Linked DNA regions of Homo sapiens: all the other regions are linked to region 3. Evidence: chromatin loops called from intact Hi-C (ENCODE). Cell type or tissue: dorsolateral prefrontal cortex. All regions are shown on one strand.

The links. Hi-C counts contacts between places; a loop is a spot of excess contacts. Peaks named below come from ENCODE experiments on the same cell type or tissue, not always from the same donor. Only the 100,000 strongest peaks of a DNase experiment are listed, where the experiment ranks them.
Region 1: a loop joins it to region 3, with 7 times the contacts of the local background. A loop is called at or near these places in 19 of 110 quality-filtered maps.
Region 2: it touches region 3 in a loop (4-fold over the local background); 27 of 110 quality-filtered maps call a loop at or near these places.
Region 4: it touches region 3 in a loop (2.9-fold over the local background); 20 of 110 quality-filtered maps call a loop at or near these places.

What each region holds. Positions count from the first base shown.
Region 1 is chr3:98,186,776-98,191,775 of GRCh38, reverse strand. It overlaps LOC105373998 (a long non-coding RNA gene), which reads left to right and starts at 2,918. Exons shown (of 3, transcript XR_924256.2): 1 at 2,918-3,002. It overlaps LOC105373997 (a long non-coding RNA gene), which reads right to left and starts at 417. Exons shown (of 3, transcript XR_924254.3): 1 at 166-417. In dorsolateral prefrontal cortex, a CTCF peak has its summit at 2,980; no DNase peak of the experiment used is centred here.
Region 2 is chr3:98,570,522-98,575,521 of GRCh38, reverse strand. It overlaps a transcript of CPOX not described here. Among named protein-coding and RNA genes, the nearest start is that of CPOX, 21 kb to the left of the region's middle. In dorsolateral prefrontal cortex, a CTCF peak has its summit at 1,893 (motif pointing right); no DNase peak of the experiment used is centred here; H3K27ac peaks cover 3,552 bases.
Region 3 is chr3:98,327,616-98,332,615 of GRCh38, reverse strand. No RefSeq gene overlaps it. Among named protein-coding and RNA genes, the nearest start is that of OR5K4, 24 kb to the left of the region's middle. RefSeq lists enhancers at 2,870-2,989, 3,050-3,129, 2,681-3,417, 3,418-4,155. In dorsolateral prefrontal cortex, CTCF peaks have their summits at 2,700 and 2,900 (motif pointing right); a DNase peak (open chromatin) is centred at 2,905.
Region 4 is chr3:98,585,780-98,590,779 of GRCh38, reverse strand. CPOX (coproporphyrinogen oxidase) reads left to right here. Exons shown (of 7, transcript NM_000097.7): 3 at 38-148; 4 at 1,926-2,067. Among named protein-coding and RNA genes, the nearest start is that of CPOX, 5.3 kb to the left of the region's middle. In dorsolateral prefrontal cortex, a CTCF peak has its summit at 2,438 (motif pointing right); no DNase peak of the experiment used is centred here; H3K4me3 peaks cover 3,830 bases; H3K27ac peaks cover 4,771 bases.

The DNA.
Region 1 (5,000 bases), 140 kb after region 3:
TTTGGGTTCACGGATAAAACGTGTCTCCTGTGTCTCTACCAGAAAAGGAAGGGAACTGAAATTAAGAGAAGGGAGAGATTGAAGGATGGTGCCAAGATTGAAAGGAGAAAGAGATTGAGGGATAGTGAGAGAGGTTGGAGAAGAGAGTAAAAAGAGGCCACTTACCCAATTTAAAATTGGTGAGATATTCCTTGGACTGGTTGGTCTGAGGACCAGAGGTCGTAGGTGGATCTTTCTCATGTAGCAAAGAGCAGGAGGACCAGGGATTGATCTCCCAAGGGAGGTCCCCCGATCTGAGTCACGGCACCAAATTTCACATGGGTCTGTGTGAAGAGACCACCAAAGAGGCTTTGTGTGAGCAATAAAGCTTTTTAATCACCTGGGTACAGGCGGGCTGAGTCGGAAAAGAGAGTTAGCAAAGGGAGATAGGGATGGGGCTGTTTTGTAGGATTTGGGTAGGTAGTGGAAAATTACAGTCAAAGGGGGTTGTTCTCTGTCTGGCAGGGGTGGGGGTCACAAGGTGCTCAGTGGGGGAGCTTTTGAGCCAGGATGAGCCATGAGAAGGAATTTCACAAGGTAATGTCATCAGTTAAGGCAGGAACTGGCCATTTTCACTTCATTTGTCATTCTTCACTTGCTTCAGGCCATCTGGATGAATATGTGCAGGCTTGGGCTGAGAGGCCTGACAGGAAATGCCATCATAATATATTTTTTAAATTTTTTGATAGTGTAGAAAATATGCTGTGGGATGGGGAAATTGGACTAAGGGGTACTAATTAGAAACTTGTTACTAAGATCCCAGTGATCCCAATCAGATCACATATAAAAATGATCTGGGAGTGTGTTTTATGAAAAATATAGATTGTGAGAATTTAATGTAGAAATTGATTATTTCAGAAATGAGTTCTAGAAATCTGCATTTAAAAAATACCCTCAAGGTGATTCAAATGAGTGCTAGGTGTCTTGTCCAGGTGTGATATTACATTGGAAAAGATGGTAAGACAAAGAAAAAGATTCCAAAGAATCTAGAATGTAGATTCTCTAGTATTCTGTGACATATTTGGTGGGAAAGAAGTGGTAATAAACGAGACAAAAGTCACTTGGTGACTGGGTAATAGGTCATTAAATATTGAGGATGGGAACTCAGATGTGCTGGCAAGTTCTTGGAGTAAGCATCCTGCAGCCAACTAGGTGAGATCCAATCAGTAATATGAGTCTGTTAGAGCTTAATAGAAATAATTACTTGGAATCTTTGTGGTAGTCAAAGGTGTAGTTAATGATGTATCCACTGGAGAGTAACAAAGAAACAAAAAGAGTGGCAAGAAAATCAACTGGAGCAAGTTATGTTAAAGAGATAACAAAGTGGACATATGTCCTAGGAATGGCCAAGATGTGATCTTTTTTGCTATCCAAGTCTTGGTGGCTGTCAGAGGTTACCTACTGCTCTAGAAGCCAAAAGAACTAGAACTCATTTTTCCATTCTTCTTGTTTGTATAGTGAAGGGACCTGATCTAGGATGGCCAATGAAACACGCTGATCCTACATTCGGAATATGGAGAGAAAGAGAAAGGTTTTGGTTTCAAAAGCAGCCTGTGTACTCTTTATATCTAAAATAAAAGTTGAAATGCAAAACATTTTAAGAAGCATATTAAAAGTTTATGAAGGCAATGGAGGCCATTTATTAAATTGCCAACACCTGGAACCCCTTTCTACCACATGCGTTTTGGTGGCAGACAAAGAATTTCACCTAGATTTGTTTAATCAAAGCCACACTACATACAGTTGGATATAGAGAGATAGAGACAAATGTACATGGACAACAAAAAAAATAGTGCAAATGCAGTTGAGGCAAAAACATTAAGATCCCAGCATGTGCATCCTGTATCTACAACAATGCCATTGAAAGTATGAGCTGTGTCATTGGAAGTACAGCAGCGGAAACAGCCACTCATGAAGTTCCTGTTGGGAAAGGATTTGGGCTGCTGGCTGGCTGCTTTACTTCCTTGTGTTCCTGCCATTATTTTCTAGCTGATTTCTCCACCTTCCCTACCATTTCTATACTGGAATCAATATCCATTCAATAACATTTTACATTGCAACCCAAAGCCCTAGATGTTCAAAAGTGTAACAAAAGAGATAGTAGAAAAGGGTACTGAACAGAGTGATCAAGGGAAGAAGCAGGAGAGAACTAGAAAGCTGAGTGTTGTGGATGGACATAAAGAGAGGTAAGATCAGTGTGACCAAGTGAAGCACAGGGAAAAATGACAAAATAAATGCCCTAGAGGACAAGGAGTGCAGGGAATTCGCTGTGTATACAAATGAAGTAATTTTTAGTGGCCTTAGTGAGAGGAGTTTCCCTTATGTAATAGAATAAAAGTCAGCAATACAAAGTGAAGGGGAAACAAGTAGCCCAGCAGTGAGGGGATGAGGTACAGTACTCTACGACATGTGGAGAATAATTGGCATTTGTCTGCTGCTCATAAACTAATGTTTTTTTCTCCAGTACAATATTTAAGAAAAAGTTATCAAAAGTAAAGATTGACAAGTGAAAGGAAAAAAGGCATAGGAAATGTGGAAATGGAAATTTGCCTAGGTGAAATAAAACAAGGAGAAAAAAATTAGTCACAGAATAATCACATCATAGATGGTAAATGCGAGAAAGACAAGTCAGTAAAGAAGGAGACAGAAAGAAGTACCCTGGTGTTCTTCCACTCATCAGAGCCGTATCATTTTGGCACATTGGCTGGGAAAGGAAATTCATTCATCAGACTGGTGAGTATGGAGTGGATCTCAACTTTAAATCTGATCTTTAATTTTAGGGCACTCTTCCAGCTATCCTGTTGCCAAACTTTCTTTCTCTTTCTATCTACAGTCTCTTAACCCTGTCTCTGCGTGTCTAATGTGCAGGAATCTTTACAGTTCAAGGAAACAGGTCTGTTAGAAAAGATCACAAATCACATCAGGCAGTAACTCAATAAACATCTCTCTCTACAGTTTCTCTGGTGAGCACATGGTATTTCTAAGCCACCTAGCGGAAATAAAAATCCTCTACATGAGGCACACTTTGTTCCTCTTTTTTCATGGTAACACCGCAGCTTCCTTTTACACTGTTAGACATCAGGCTCTGGGCCTCTTATGGGAAGGGGATGGTTCTGCCTTTAGCAGAGAGGATTAAGATGTCTTCTGTAGCCAAATGTTAGTCTTGATATTGTCCCCCTCACAGGAAAATGGCCATTTGGTTCCTACATTCCCTTAAGGCACCTATTCTGTCCCCTATTAAGACAGTACTTAAATTAATAAGGGGATTTTAAGTCTGAAAGTTAACTGGAACGATTCTTCTATGGGTAAATGCTTTAGCATGGGCTATAACAGCAGGATTTAGAGTTCAATCCAGCACACCCCCTCCCTTAAACGGGCCTTGCCCAATTACGTGATTTTTCTTGAAATCCATTTATTTTTTTTTTTTTTTTTTGGAAAGCACACAGGTCACACAAGTCTAGGAGGTCAAAGGGAAATAAAAGGAAGAGGACTAAGGCTCCTTGGGGACAGCATGACTATGGCCCAAAAGTTTAGTTCCTCTGGTGTCATGCTTTGGAGGGTCATGCCTGCAGTCATGGGCGGCACATTGAAATGGGTGCCTGGATTCAGGATCCAAGGAGAGAAAATAGTTGGGGGGATGTGCTCTACTGGATCACATACCAAAATGAAGGAGACTAAAAGAATGCTTTTATTCTCTCTTCTTTTTCTAAATGGGTAACAGATCATCTTCAATATGCACTCCCCTGGAGTGTATTTTGAAGCACTGGGACTCCTTTGACCTTAAACTTTGAAGAAAAAGTGGCTTATTTTCTTTTGCACAAGGGCATGGCCTTTCTTACTACACCTTTGTAAGTGTTGCAAAATTAACCCAGCTCTTTTAGCAATCATATCAGGCAGTCATAAAGAGAATAATTCCCCAAAATTACAGGAGCAAGTTCCAGGGAAACCATCTGAGGATTCCCTTGTTTGGAGCTCCTTCAAGTTCCCTTCTCATTTCAGGACCTTAGACAAGTAAAGGGAGACTTAGGCTGATTTTCTGACTCTGATAGGTATACAGAAGCTTTCCAAAATTTACCTCTCGTATTTAACCTCTCATGGAGGAATGTTATGCTGCTCCTAAGCCAAACCCTAACTGCAGCTAAAACAGGCAGGTCTGCAAGCAGAAGAGTGTTTTGAAGATAAGCAATATGCCTCCTACAGTAGGCTAAAAGAAAAAAGAGAAAATAGAGAAGGCAAAGAAATAGGGGAAACACGATTTCCAGTAGGAAAAGAGGCAATACGTCTTAACAACCCTAATGGAACTCCTTTCTATGGCGTTTTCCTTCTTTCATGGTTTAAAATGGCTTCTATCTCTTTTTTAATGTTCTTCCAATCTGGAAAAAAACCTTAAAACACTTGGCTTAGAGTTGAGCTAGGTGGGAAGAAACCGAGAAGCCTAATATGCTGGCAAAAGTTTAAAAATTTCTTACCAGTTGGGCTTTTGAATTCTCTCTCCCTGTGCAAGCCGGTAAAAGGGATAATAAGGATCATTGTTTATCTCTGTAAATTTATAATTAATGACAAAAGATTTGTGAGATTGTTCTTAAGCTGTAGACTATCTGGTATGCTTTGCATCTCTTTCTGTATGGTTCTGTCAAAGAAAACACATTTTACTTCAGGATGCAGGCCAAGGACCCCATAAGCCTACTGTTTGAGCCAACCCAACAAAACGGTCAGTAACAAAGTTGGCTACAAACCTCCGTCTTGTTTCATGTCTTTGGGAACATGACCTGTAACCGCATGGCAATACTGTGTTTTAGTCTCCGCCATTTTACAATGGTGGCTGTCTTCTTGTGCTAAGTCAGTTCCTGGGTAAGGGCCACAAAATCAGATAAGCCAGTTTGTCAATCTGGGTGGTGCCAGTTGGTCCATCAAGGACAGGGTTTACAAAACATCATAAACACTGGTCTCAAGAGCAGTTT
Region 2 (5,000 bases), 240 kb before region 3:
GGTGCCCGGCCTACAAGTGGTTTTATACTGGATATTCACTAACATATACCAGCAGAGCAAGGTAGTTGAACTGCATTTCCTCTTCCGATCAGTGTAGCCAGCTCTATTCTAGATCTTAAGCTCATTCAAACAGTATTTTCAATAATTCTTTTACTGTTAATCCCTTCATATTTCAAAATGCGTTTGAACATAAAACTTGTCATAATCCAAGCCATCATGGTTTCAATAGGTTGATGCAAATACAGCCACTTAGGAAAGTAAATTGACTTTGCAGTCATTTAGAGTTGCAACACTGACTCTGTCATGGATGTGTTTTCTTATGAGATGGTTGAGAGGTATCAAAGTTCACAAAGCTGTACTGGCTGAATGCCTCTTATGTAATAGCAAGTGAATAATGCTTTCATAAATAAAAGTCTTTATAGCAATTTATCTATGCTCAGATCGGTTCAAGATTGCTTCCATTTTCTGACTTGATGAGGGAGACAGGCTTTTAGAATCTGTTCCACACCTGCTGCTTGACATTCTTCTAACCATTAGTATAATATACAAATCCACAATTTCTTGTAGTTCAAACTGTAGTTTATTAAAAATAACTAGTTCAGATGTCCTCAAAGACCATTTAAATTAATACTACCTGAATACAGGCTGGGCACGGTGGTTCATGCCTCTAATCCCAGCACTTTGGGAGGCCGAGGTGGGTGGATCACCTGAGGTCAGCAGTTCAAGACCAGCCTGGCCAACATGGTGAAACCCCATCTCTACTAAAAATACAAAAATTAGCCAGGCGTGGTGATGGGCGCCTGTAATCCCAGCTCAGGAGGCTGAGGCAGGAGAATCGCTTGAACCTGGGAGGCAGGGGGTGCAGTGAGCCAAGATCGTGCCACTGCACTCCAGCCTGCGCGACGGCGCGAAACTCTGTCTCAAAAAAAACCAAAAACCAAAAAACTACCTTAATACAAATTCTGCTGAAAGTACTTTTTGTTTTTTAATGTGTACTTGATCTTATGTGCTATTCAACGTGAGTGTGGTGCTTAAAAATAATGTATTCCTAAGAAGCAAAAATAAGGACCTACTTTCATCTTTACCTCTCTGCCACCCACCCCGACTCTTCATCTTAGTAATGTGTGGGAGATATGGTATCTCCCCAAACAGCAAGAGGCAGTCTTCAGCTGACGTGCCCTCGTGTGTGGAACAAAGACAAGCCATCGTTGCTGTGCCCTATCAGAATCCCTGACTCACAGAATCTGTGAATGTGATAAAATGGTTGCTGTTTATATGTCATTAAGCTTGGAGTGGTTTGCTAAACAGTAATAGATAATTGAAGCAGATTAAATGTCATTAACAAAAACGAGAAGAGCAGTTTTGAGGTGCTTGAAATGCTTGCAAGCTACCTGTACCAGTATTTAGAGATGTGAACTCAGGAGAGCTCAGTCTAGAAACACAAGTCTACCAATTTTGTAAAAGTGATAATTGAAGAAGTGGAAGAAGGTAAGCCACCCAAGGAAGTGCATGCAGTGTAATAAAAGAGCATCACAGACCGAACTGGGGGCAGAGAAATGAACACGGGATGAGGTATCAGGAAAGACAGCTAGAAGCAGCTATCTGAACAAATAGAATAGGAGGAAGGAAATTTAAAGAGACAAGTGGGATGTGATTGTAATAAAGGCTCAAATATTACAATGGTTGTTTCCAAATAGAAGATGTTAACATGATCTATACTCTATGTTAATATGTTTAATAAATTGGGATTTAAGTTAACACTTAAAAATGATCCTAGTTTATACATTATCAAGGTCTTCTCAGATACTAAAATTTAGATGATAAAATTATCTCCATTAACATACCAGGTTGTGTCTTCAGTTTCTCAAGAATATGAAATTCTTGAAAGAACCAGTAGGTGGAGCAGAAAATCTAATCTGCAGGGGGTTTTTTGTTTGTTTTTTTTTGGCAGGGAGTGGAGGAGGAGAAAGTAAAGAAAAGCAAGGAAGGAGGGAGAATGAAAAAGTGCTGGGAGGAAGAAGGAGAAACGAGAGAGAAGAGGTGGAGAACAGGACAGAAAAAGAGGAGAGGCAAAGAAGGAGGGAAATGAGAAAATTATTTGAAATCTGACTCTTGTTGAACTATGCTGTTGTTGGACAGATTATCTAAAGGAGTTATTACATATTTAATCAAGCATGGCTAATTTGACTATGCTGTTTATGTCTTGTCAAATGTCTCCACTGTGTTTCATGTCTCACTTTATGATTGGGAGATTCTGAAGTTGGCAATGTCTACAATTCCAGTAATGTTGAATGTCTAAATGCTTAGCATCTGAGTTCCTTGGCCATCTCTGAACTGCGAGTTGCCTGAGAAAATGTGAACATTTTTGTCTGAGAATGAATAATGTTAATTTGACTCTCAGAGGAAACATAATTCTAAAAAGATTGAGGACTATTCATCTAAATGTGTGTATTCAATTTAGAGTTTATACCCCAGGGGGTGTGTGTGATTCAGTGAAGACAGGTAGGAAAACATTTTTATCATTTCAAAAGCTCTGTTTGTGTGTAATTTTATTATGTCTACAATACATTAATTTAATTATGTGGGTATTTCACAAATACACACATTTTGGGTGTAAAAAAATCAGCAGCTTGTAATTGAAAAATTGCTTATTCAAATAGTGTATACGTTTTTACAATTTGATGGACTAAAAATGAAAGTGGAGAAGAAAGCAGAATGTCTTGATAAACCAAAGAAAGAATATAATGACCATAAAGCTTGGCTTCTTACCTCTGGCCGGAGTTACAGGGCAGGAAGTGAAAGGATGCTAATTTCCCATTGGTTTTAGAGAAAACTAATGGACACTGTCTAAAGAAATGGAGAATGAAGATGTTAAATACAGTATAGTAAAGGTAATCAGTAGACTAGAAATATAAACCAAACTTAAGTGAGAGACTTTAAACTACAAATTTAGAAAATAACAAGAACCATATGATAAAGCTATAGCAAACATACCCATCCTATCAATCAATAAAAAATGGCATACATATCAATAAATAAAAGTTTCATAACATACTGTTAAAATATTTCAAGTGGGACCATAAAGAAATAGATGCTATAAAAAACAGATACCTTTAAGACAAAATACTTCAGAAAGTAAAAAATGATAGCTATACCAGGCAAGTACAAACTTAAAAAAATGAAGGAGTTATGATACTCATATCAGCCATTATGGAATTCACATCTAAAAGCATAACATAAGAAAAAGAAGAGTACTTAAAATGTGAATGTAAAACGCTATAAATATCAATGGACCAAAGTACATAACTATATTCACAAGGAGAAAAAAATCCAGGAGCTAGACTGATGCACACTTGTAGTTGTTGAATTATTTCACTCAGTCCCTGACAGAGCAAGTCAGGGGAAGCACATTAAAGATGTAGAAGATGTAAATTACATGAGTAACAAAGTGTCTCTAACTTATATATATTTTGAACTCTGAACCCTGAAAATAGAGACAACCCTTCCAAGTACCTAGGGACATTCATAAAAATTGACAAAATTCTTTTCTAAATTACAAACTCCATAAGAAATTTTAAAAAACAGAAACTATACTGACAATATTCTCTATAATACAACAAGACAAAAATGAACAAGCAAATAAAAAACTAAAAACTCCAACATCTTGTAAATTACAACAGCTTTTTTTCTTAGCCCAGTCTTGGATCAAAGAGGAAATATAAACCAAAATTACTCATATCTAGGAAATACTGATAATATAAACAATACCTACTACACCCTATGAGACATAACTAATACAGCGTTTTCTTTTTTTTCTTTTTTCTTTTTTTTTTTGAGACGGAGTCTCGCTCTGTCGCCCAGGCTGGAGTGCAGTGGCGGGATCTCGGCTCACTGCAAGCTCCGCCTCCCGGGTTCACGCCATTCTCCTGCCTCAGCCTCCCAAGTAGCTGGGACTACAGGCGCCCGCCACTACGCCCGGCTAATTTTTTGTATTTTTAGTAGAGACGGGGTTTCACCGTTTTAGCCGGGATGGTCTCGATCTCCTGACCTCGTGATCCGCCCGCCTCGGCCTCCCAAAGTGCTGGGATTACAGGCGTGAGCCACCGCGCCCGGCCACAGCGTTTTCTTAAAGCCTTAAATATTTATATTGATAAAGAAGGAAAAATGAAAATAAACTATTTCTCAATCAAGAAATTTTACAAGACAACCAAGCAAACTGAAGAAAAGGAAAAAGAGAAATTAGCAGGCAGAAACAAGATAAGGATCTTCAGTATCACTACTATTATTCAATATTGTATTAGAGATGCTAAGCTAATAAGTTTAGACAAGAGAAAGAATTAGAAATACAAAGATTAGAAAAGAAGAGGTAAAATTGTAATGATAAAATCTAGAAGCAACCCAAGTTTAATAAATGGAAGAATAGATAAATAAATTCTGGTATATTAATAAAATGAAATGCCCTAGACTCATGTTATGTGTATATAAATTATAGAACTGGGAAAATTAATATGGATGAATATCACAGACATTGAGTGAAGATAAAATAACCTGCAGAACAATACATGCAATGTGGTTCCATTTGTACAAAATTCAAAAGATGCAAAGCTAGGCCATAGGCTATTTAAAGATACACATAAGTGATAAAACTAATGAAAAGCTAATGACAAATACCAAATTCAGGTGAATGGAGAATGGAACTGAGGCAGGATTCACAGATGGCTTCAAAGTTCTTAGTAGTGTTCTACAGCTGGATTCTGATATACAAGTGGCCATTTCAACATTTCAATATATTAATAGGATATTTCTTAGTATCCTCATATTTTATAAATATTAATGTGTATATCAAGTATTTAATTAAAATCTTTTAAGCTATGATCAGAAAAACTCTTACTCTGATACTAACATTCACTTCTGTGGGTTTTCTTGTTGGCATCCTGATACATGTTTCTTTAAAAATCAAGTATTTTTCCCACGTATTTAAATTAGTGTGTATGCTTTGT
Region 3 (5,000 bases):
GTATATTCAGCTGCCTGCTTTACATCTCTATGTAAATGTCTAATAGGCATCTCAATTTTTTTCCGGGCCAAACCCGAGCTTCTCTATAATTGCCACCCCTTAATATTTCTCCTGTATCTTCTCCATTTAAAAAATAATGGTGATTTCATTTTTCCAGTTTTTTCCATTTTCCAGGTGATTTCATTTTTCCAGAACAATGCCTGATACATAATAAGGATTGACAAAGAATAACCTTGGTTTCCATATCCCAGGACTATGGTTTGAATACAAGCTAACCAGAACCAAACTGAATTTTTTAATAACTGATAATAGTAAAAGAGAAGCATGCTTTGTGGGTGAAGAAAAGCTGAAGCCCAGGTCTGAAATGTTAAGACTCCTACACTCACTAATACCTTGTCCAGACCGCAAATGCTATACGAAAGACAGTGTGTGATTTTACTCTATGTTGTCGTTTCTGATTGTGCCTACTTGGATCTTCTCTTTTTCTTTGTTAATCTAGTTAGGGGTCTATCAGTCTTAATTATTCATCTGAAGAATGAACTCTTGGTTTCATTGACCTTTTGTGTGGATTTTTGCATCCCAAATTCATTAAGTTCTCTAATTTCACCTACTTATTTTCTGGTGCTGGCTTTGGAATTGGTTTGTTCTTGTTTTTCTAGTTCCTTTAGGTGCAAAGTTAGATTGTTAATTTGAGACCTTTCTGACTTCTTGATGAAGGCATTTAAGGCTGTAAACTTTTTGGGTGGATCCCAGTGATTTCGGTAAGTTGTGTCCCTATTTTTGTTTATTTTAAAGAACTTCTTATTTCTGCTTTAATTTTGATGTTCACCCAAGAATTTTCAGGAGTAAGTTGTTTAATTTCCAGATATTTGTGTCGTTTTGAGAGATCTTTTTAGTACTGATTTTCTTTTTATTGCACTGTTGTCCAAGAGTACACTTTGTACAATTTCATTTTTTTGGTTTATTGAGGTTTGCTTTATGACAGAGTATATGGTTGATCTTAGAATATGTTCCATGTGCAGATGAGAAGAATCTATACTCTGTGGTTTTTGGGTGAAGTATTCTATAGATGACTATTAGGTCTAATTGGTCAAGTTTTCAGTTTAAGTCCGGAGTTTCTTTGCTTGCTTTTTGCTTGATGATCTAACACTTTCAATGTGGGTGTTGAAGTCTCCCACTATTATTGTGTGATTGTCTAGGCCTTTTTGTAGGCCAAGAAGAAGTTTCTTATGAATCTGGATGCTCCAATGTTGGGTGCATACATATTTAGACTAGGTAAGGCTTCTTGTTGGTTTGTACCTTTTATCATTATACAATGCCCTTCATTCTCTTTCTTAATTTTTATTGGTTTAAAGTCTGTTTTATGTGATATAAGAATAACAACTCCTGCTCTTTTTTTTTGTTTTCTGTTTGCATGGTAGATCTTACTCTGCCCTTTTAATTTGAGCCTGTGGGTGTCATTACCTATAAGATGGGTCTCTTGAAGACAAGAGATGGTTTTTTGACTTTTAATTCAACCTGCCACTCTGTGTCTTTTCAGTGGCGTGTTTAGCACATTTACTTTCAAGGTTAGTATTGGTATGTGTGATTTTGAACCTATCATTGTTTTGTTAGCTGATTGCTATTTAAACTTTATTGTGCAGTTGCTTTACAGTGCCTGTGGGCTATGTGTTTAAGTGTGCTTTTGTGGTAACTGGTGTCATTCTTTCAAATCCATGTTTAGCACTCCCTTAAGGATCTCTTGTAAGGCTGGTCTCGTTTAAATATATTACCTTGGCATTTGCTTGTCAGAGAGGATTTTATTTCTCTTCAATTATGAAGCTTAGTTTGTCAGGATATGAAATTCTTGGTTAGAATTTCTTTTCTTTACAGACACTGAAAATAGGTCCTCAGTCTCTTCTGGCTTGTAAGGTTTCTACCGAGAGGTCTACTGCTAGCCTGATGCTGTCCCTTCTGTAGGTGACCTACTGCTTATCTCTGGCTGACTTTAAGATGATTTCTTTTGCATTGATTTTAGTGAATCTGATAACTGTGTGTCTTGGGGATTCTCGTCTTGTACAGTGTCTGGCTGGGATTCTCTCTATTTCTTGGATTTGCATGTCAACCTCTTTGGTGAGATTAGGAAAGTTTTCATGGACTATCTCCTCAAGTATATTTTTCAAAGTTGCTTATTCTCTCTCCTTCTCTCAGGAATGCTGATGAGTTCTAGATTTGGTCTATTGCATAAAGCATATGTCTTGGAGGTTTTGCTCATTTTTCTTAATTCTTTTTGCTTTATTTTTGTCTGACTGAGTTGATTCAAAGACCCAGTCTTTGAGCTCTGAGATTCTTTCCTCACCTGGATCTGTTTTGCTGGCAATACTTTCAATTATATTATGAAATTCTCATAGTGAATTTTTCAGCTCCAGAAGTTTACTTTGGGTCCTTCTTAAAATGGGGATTTCATCCTTTAGCTCTTGAATCATTTTACTGTATTCCCTGGCTTCTTTGGATTGAGTTTCAATGTTCTCTCAATCTAGATAAGCTTCCTTGCCATTCAGATTATGAATTCAATGTATGGTCATTTCAGACAATTTAGGCTAGTTAAGAATCATTTCTGGGGAGATAGTAAGGTCATTTGGAGGTAAGGGGATATTCTGGCTTTTTGAATTGCCAGAGTTCATGTACTAATTCTTTATCATCTAGAAGTGGTGGTATTCCTTTAATTTTGGTATAAAGTGAATATACCAAATTGGCTTAGTTTCTGGAAGTTTTCAGAGGGCTAAGGCTCTGAATAGGATCTCTTGCTGAGACAGGATCTCTTGCTGAATAGGATCTGTTGAATTCTTGCTCTTAGTTTCTCCGGGAGGGAGAATAATTTTTGGTGGTGTGGTTAGGGATGTGATCCAGCAGATGGCGCCTGAAGGCAATGGACAGTAAACAGGCTTTAGTCATGCAGTTCCTTTGTGTATCTTCACGTTTTTTTATCTGTTCTGTGGTGCAAGGGAAGAGCTGTGATCCCCTCACCAGGTCTGCTCGTGGGCCTTGGGAAGTCACCTCCGATTGCTGGCACTCTGCCTAAGATTTTTGTTGTTGTCATTGTTGTTGCTAAGTCTTTCAGGCCATGGGGCTCCCTTAGGGAGAGGCCAGGTAGGGAGATAGGCTGCACCCTTACCAGACCAGCCCTGTGGAGCCAGACACAGCTAGGTCCCACACCAGCCTTCGAATCTGTGCAACTCAGCCCTCTCAGTCTTCCGAGAGAGTGTGGGATCCTCCTCCTTTCAAGTGCAAAGCACAGATTCCACCTTGGCACTCCTGAGCCCACATCCTTGGGGCGCCAGGACCTGTTCTCAGCTCCCTCCTTCGGATGCTCAGGGTTGGGTTCCAGGTGTGGTGCGTGATTGCAATGGCTCCCAGCTGGAACGCACTCAGGTGGAGCAAAGCATCTAGGCTGGGTAGTGGAGGTTGCACTGTGTAACTGCTCCTTCCAGGCAGCCAGGCAGGGGCTCTGGGAGGGTCTGGTGCTCAGTCAGCCTGCAGAACAGATGTGCCCCAGGCCCACGGGGAAGCAGGCCCTGCTTTCTCCCAGGGGTTACCTGGGGCTAGACTTTCTCAGAGGCAGACAGGCAGCCCTGGCTGGTGGGCTTTCATGACTGGGTTCTGCTGGAGCTAACCTGTGCTCTGCTCCATCTAATCTCTGAGAGATCCCCCTTGCCAGCTCACACATCCTAGGGGTGTGGGGCCCCTGTATTAGGTTCCCAGAGGTTTGTGGTGAGAGTGGGCAGTCCTCCAGTCCTCTCACGCACCGCTTCCTCAGGTGCTGTTCAGGGCTGGGAACCAGTTATAACATTCAGGCATCCCATGAGGAGTTCCCAGCTCCCTCCCTCTTCAGCCTCAGCAACTGCATCTTTTCTGTATCCATATTTGGCATTTTCTCTGCAAATAATCTGTTCAAATTATGTTGGTGTAGTTGAAATCATTGTCTTTTCCTGTGGGAGTAGCACTTCAGCTCCATCTAGTTGGCCACCTTGGTAAAACCTAAATTTTTAAAAATTAAATACCTTTTACTGTGCCAAATAGCCTTCAGGAAAGGGAAACTGGAATCAGGCACACTAACAAGGAAACTTAGTTACTATTGTCCAATGTGTCTCAGACAAGATTATATATCAGAATAAACTGGGTACCTTTTTTTGTGCAAAATATGGATTATAAGGTATTACTGTAGAAATAGTAGTTCAACAAGGAGGCCTAAAAGTCTCCATTTTTAACATGCTCCCCAGGTGACTCAAATGCATGCAAAGTGCTTAGTCCTTGTGTGATATGACTTTGGGGGTGATAAGGAGGACAAGGCAATAGATTCAAAAGAATTTAAAATGTAGTGTCATAAGGACTTAATGACATTTTGGATATGTAGGGGGTGACCAATGAAGGAGAATGGAATTATATGGGCTGGGCAGATGGCCATCAAAAACGCAGATTGAGAGCTCAGATGCATTGGCAAATTTGTGGAAGGAGAATGTAAAAAGTAAAGCAGAGGTTCCTCTTCAAAGACTTTCCTCCCCGTCTAATTAGGAATAAATAGTAACTTCTCTTAGAAGCAAAATGTATTCAAAGACCTGTGCTAACATTCTTAAATATCTGCTAGCCATAATAAAGAAATCAACGTACTTTATGTTCTTAGCTTCCACAATTTAGCCTAAATATTTGCCCTGGCATACTTATACTGGTCCAAGCAAGCGTTAGGTCATAGCCTGTTCCTCTTCCTTATTTAAAAGTGTTTTTACCTTTCTCAACATTCCACAAGTGACTTCCTCCTTTCTTTGTTCTCCTCTACCTTTGCCTCTTTTAAAAAGTTCTAAGTTGCTAGCCAATCGGGACAAATACAGAATGTGAGGTCCTGTTCCAGCCCACGGAAACCCGACACAGCAGTAGGGTGGATGCGTCAGGATGCATCTCCTTTTTTTGGTGTACTCTTGTGGCAGAACTGCTGGTGAGTGTACCGTTTCTACAGGAAGTAAAAA
Region 4 (5,000 bases), 260 kb before region 3:
ACTGAATATAGCTCATGACTCATATTTTACTTTCCAGGTAAATTGCCATTTTGTGCTATGGGCGTGAGCTCTGTTATCCACCCCAAGAATCCTCATGCTCCTACTATCCATTTCAACTACAGATACTTTGAAGTAGAAGAAGCTGATGGTAAGGGTCTCAGGAGCTACGGAAAGTACTGTCGTGCAAAATGTGCATTTTAAAACAGATAAGAGGGCATAACATCTAAAAGCGAGAAAGAATAGTCTTAATTAGGTCTTTCAGGAGGCAATGTAAAGGCAATTTCTTGGCAAGTGCAATGGATTATGCCTGAGACATGACAAGTAAGAATGGGGCCAGGCTTGGTGGCTCATACCTGTAATCCCAGCACTTTGGGAGGCTGAGGTGGGCAGATCACCTGAGGTTAGGAGTTTGAGACCAGCCTGGCCAACATGGTGAAATCTCCTCTCTACTAAAAATACAAAAACTTAGCTGGGCGTGCTGGCACGCACCTGTAGTCCCAGCTATTCGGGCAGCTGAGGTGGAAGAATCACTTGAACCTGGGAGGCGGAGGTTGCAGTGAGCGGAGATTGTGCCACTGCACTCCAGCCTGGGTGACAGAGCGAGACTCCGTCTCAAAAAAACAAAACAAAACAAAACAAAAAGAATGGTATTGACTGACTCTAACCTTCCCATATTTCCTCCAACATAGAAGGAATGAACCTGAACTTTAGTGTGCACCCAGAGTTCTTTGCAAACATAAATTCATTACATCTGAAGGAATACCTTATGTACGAGGTTAAATTGAAATTGAGAACTTGCTTTTGGAAAATATTTTACATATGCATAGCTTTGCTAGTCACCAGGGCATTAGCAGTGGGTTTAAAATGGGATGCAGTTGATCATGCCTCCTGTGCACATAGTTCCAGCCTGTCTTTTATCTGATACTAGATGTCAGAGTACATGTGCAGTGCCACACCTATTCTTATTGGTGTCTCTGTAGGTGATGGCATTTAAAGTCACTGCTTTAACTTTTCATTTTGAAGCCATTCAGCTTGGTTCAACCTTTTATGTTTAAAGTTGGTAACTGGTATTGACAACTCATGGACCTGTGAGCACATGAAACAGTTATTCTCAAGTGGTAAGTTACCTCAGCAAGTGTTTTTACTCTTTCTAGGAAAGGGGAGGGGTTGGCAATGGTTCTTAATACAAGGAGTGTCAGAATCTCCTGGGGAGTTTTATAAACTACAGATTCCTGGGCCAGAGATGTGTGTGTGTGTGTGTGTGTTTATTGTGATCTAGAAGAGCTATTTTAAGCTCGTCATGTGATTCTTATATACAGCCAGAGTTGCAATCCACTTCCTGATCCACCAGTGTACTGTTTTATCATTCACTGCCCTGCATATCATTCCTTGCAAGTTCCACTGTCTTTCTTTCTTTCTTCTTTTTTCTTGTTGTTTTGTTTTGTTTTATTTTGTTTTTTGAGATGGAGTCTCACTCTTGTTGCCCAGGCTGGAGTGCAGTGGCGCTATCTCAGCTCACTGCAACCTCCACCTCCTGGGTTCAAGTGATTCTCCTGCCTCAGCCTCCCGAGTAGCTGGGATTATAGGTGACCACCACACCCGGCTATGTTTTGTATTTTTAGTAGCAACGAGGTTTCACCATATATTGGCCAGGCTGGTCTCGAACTCCTGACCTCAGGCGATCTGCCTGCCTGGGCCTCCCAAAGTGCTGGGATTACAGGCATGAGCCACCTCGCCTGGCCGCTTTTACCTCTTTTTTTCTGCCTAGGCCTTACTGGTCTTCAGAGCTAAAATCAGTTAAAATTTTTTTTATTGTCATCCATTTTATGCTGAAAAAATTAAGCTGCTAAATTAAGTGTCCTAATATAGCCAGTAATGCTGAATCTCAAAAGTCCACATTAGAATCCCATGTCTTGATTTGGTAGGCAACAAGCAGTGGTGGTTTGGTGGTGGATGTGACCTCACTCCAACATACTTGAATCAAGAAGACGCTGTCCATTTTCACAGAACTCTGAAGGAGGCTTGTGACCAGCATGGTCCAGATCTCTACCCCAAATTTAAAAAATGGTAGGTAAAGTTACTGAACTTTCATGACCCCAAAATTACATTCTGTTCCTTCTGAAGGCAACTATTATGTCACTAAATACCCTCTTCTGCTTATGAAAATGGAACTAGTTTTCTTACTTTGCTCATCAGAAGAATTAGAATACTGGTTTTAAGTGGTTGTATTAAATTATTTACTTAGAAATATTTAATATAAATTGAGTAGTAATATCTTTTTATTCCAAATGATTTAGAATGGTAGACTATAAACTATAAGGTCATCTATGCTTGAGAATGAGAGGCTTTTTAATCTGGAGTGGGTTGTTAAATTCTTATTCCAGATGAGAATTATTATTCCTGATGTTGACTTGGGAATGTCTAAGGGCATTGGAAGGGTTGGAGAACCACTAGAGGGAGATGCCAACATACCAGAGATTTTGGCCAAGGGGAAAGAAGAATTGGAGAATTTGTTAAAGAAATTCTAATGATAAAATAAGAAAACAAACAAAAGTTGGGAGAAGACCCAGAATATTTGTTATCATCAAATGGAATCTTGGCACAAATTGTTTGGAATATGAGTAAAGTACTCAATTCTGCTTAGAGCCAATTGGCATTCTTGAAAAAGGAAGGACAAAGAATTTTTGTCTTTTTGCTTTGTTTTTAGAGCTAATAGTTGTGGAATGTTAATATTTATGCAAGAGTATGGAGTTCAGCTTTAAAATCGTCAGGAAAGATGAAACATTTGAATATTCTCTTGATTTAATATTACTACTGAAAACTACACAGCCATGGATGCATGCAGATACTGGTTTTTTGTTTGTTTTTTCCTCTCTCTCAGAACTTAGCATCCTTCCAGGAGGACTAATAGAGTAGACAGTTCTCTTTTTTGGTTCCTTTTTCTAGCTATTACTGAGATGACTTTAAGCAGTGTTAGGTAATAAAATATCTAGGATGGTAGCTAGTTAAAAAGAAGTTTTTAGTATAAATGCTTTGGTTTGAATATTTGTTCCCTCCAAAACTCATGTCGAAATTTAACCCCCAATCTGGCAGTATTAAGAGCTGGGGCCTTTAAGAGGTGATTGGGCAGAGCCCTGATGGATGGATTAATCCATTCATGCATTAATGGGTTAAATTCATGGGAGTGGGACTGGTGGCTTTATAAGAAGAGACCTAAGCTAGCACGTTCAGCCCCCCACCATGTGATGTTGTGCACTGCCTCAGGACTCTGCAGAGACCCCACCGGCAAGAACACTCATACTAGATGAAGCCCCTCAACCTTGGACTTCTCAGCTTCCATAACTTAAGAAATAAGTTCCTTTTATTTATAAATTATGCAGTTTCAGCTATTCTGTTGTAAGCAGCAGAACACTGACTAGGAAATAAGTAGATCACTTAATTTTGTAATGTTTTAAAGAGAGATTTTGAAATAGTATGATTTGGGTTAAAAACTGACTTTACAACTTTACTCAGGATATACTTTTTTAGACTATGTTAATAAAATGTGCATATAAAGAAGGCCAACAAGTCACGATTAAGGTGAATTCTACCTATGCGTCAGTTCTAGGGATTTGCATCTGTTGTTTTTTGTTGTTGTTGTTTAAGCAATTGAAGCTGTATTTAAGGTAACCTTTTAAATAGCTTTTAGTTTTTGTTTGAGCATGTTTTTCTATTTAAGGACCCTTATGCAGAGATTATCAAAAGAACTACTTTTAGGATATAAACTATTTTACAAGTTTAACAGTTAGGAAATGGCTTCTTTTTTGTTTGTTTGTTTGTTTGTTTGTTTGTTTTTTGAGATGGAGTCTCACTCTGTCGCCCAGGCTGGAGTGCAGTGGTGCGATCTCGGCTCACTGCAAGCTCTGCCTTCCGGGTTCACGCCATTCTCCTGCCTCAGCCTCCCGAGTAGCTGGGACTACAGGTGCCCACCACCACGCCTGGCTAATTTTTTGTATTTTTAGTGGAGACGGGGTTTCACCGTGTTAGCCAGGATGGTCTCGATCTCCTGACCTCGTGATCCGCCTGCCTCGGCCTCCCAAAGTGCTGGGATTACAGGCGTCAGCCACCGCGTCCGGCCCAGGAAATGGCTTCTTAGGAAACCTGTTCTAGTAGTCATAGAGGGGAAAAGACTCAAGAACAGATTAATAGTTTTATGTGCTGCCTCACAGGGTAAACTTTCATATGTCTGATATGACATATGAAATAATAAAAGATATCATCTGAACCTTTTTTTCCACCAACTTTTCCCTGTCTTTCATGCTATAGAACCATCAAATTTTATTTCTGAAAGAGACCTGAGAGATTGTTTATAGTACCTTCCTTTGGTGAATAAAGAACTCACTCAAGAGAGCTTGGATTTGCACCATGGTTGGTGTCATTGTTAGTGGAAGATTCCTGTCCTCCTGCCTCCTACAAAAGCAGCAGTGCTTCCGAAGGCAGCAGCTTATTCCAAGAAATACACTATCGATATTGGACTGTTTCTCTTTTCACTAAAGTTCTTAGAGTTTCACATCCTTTACAGAGACTTGTGTGAAATTGCCTGTTCGCCTTGAAAATAAGAGGATAAGCAGCCAGGCATGGTGGCTCACGCCTGTAATCCCAGCACTTTGGGAGGCCGAGGCAGGCAGATCACGAGGTCAGGAGATCGAGACCACCCTGGTTAACACAGTGAAACCCCGTCTCTACTATAAATACAAAAAATTAGCCAGGTATGGTGGTGGGCACCTGTAGTCCCAGCTACTTGGGACGCTGAGGCAGGAGAATGGCGTGAACCCGGGAGGCGGAGCTTGCAGTGATTCAAGATCGCACCACTGCACTCCAGCGTGGGGGACAGAGCAAGAGTCCGTCTCAAAAAAAAAAAGAAAAGAAAAGAAAAAGAGGATAAGCATTTTCTACCTTGGTGATATCTGCAAAAAATCTATCTGTCTAAAGTCCTCATTTCATTTTCATAGTTGGACAGC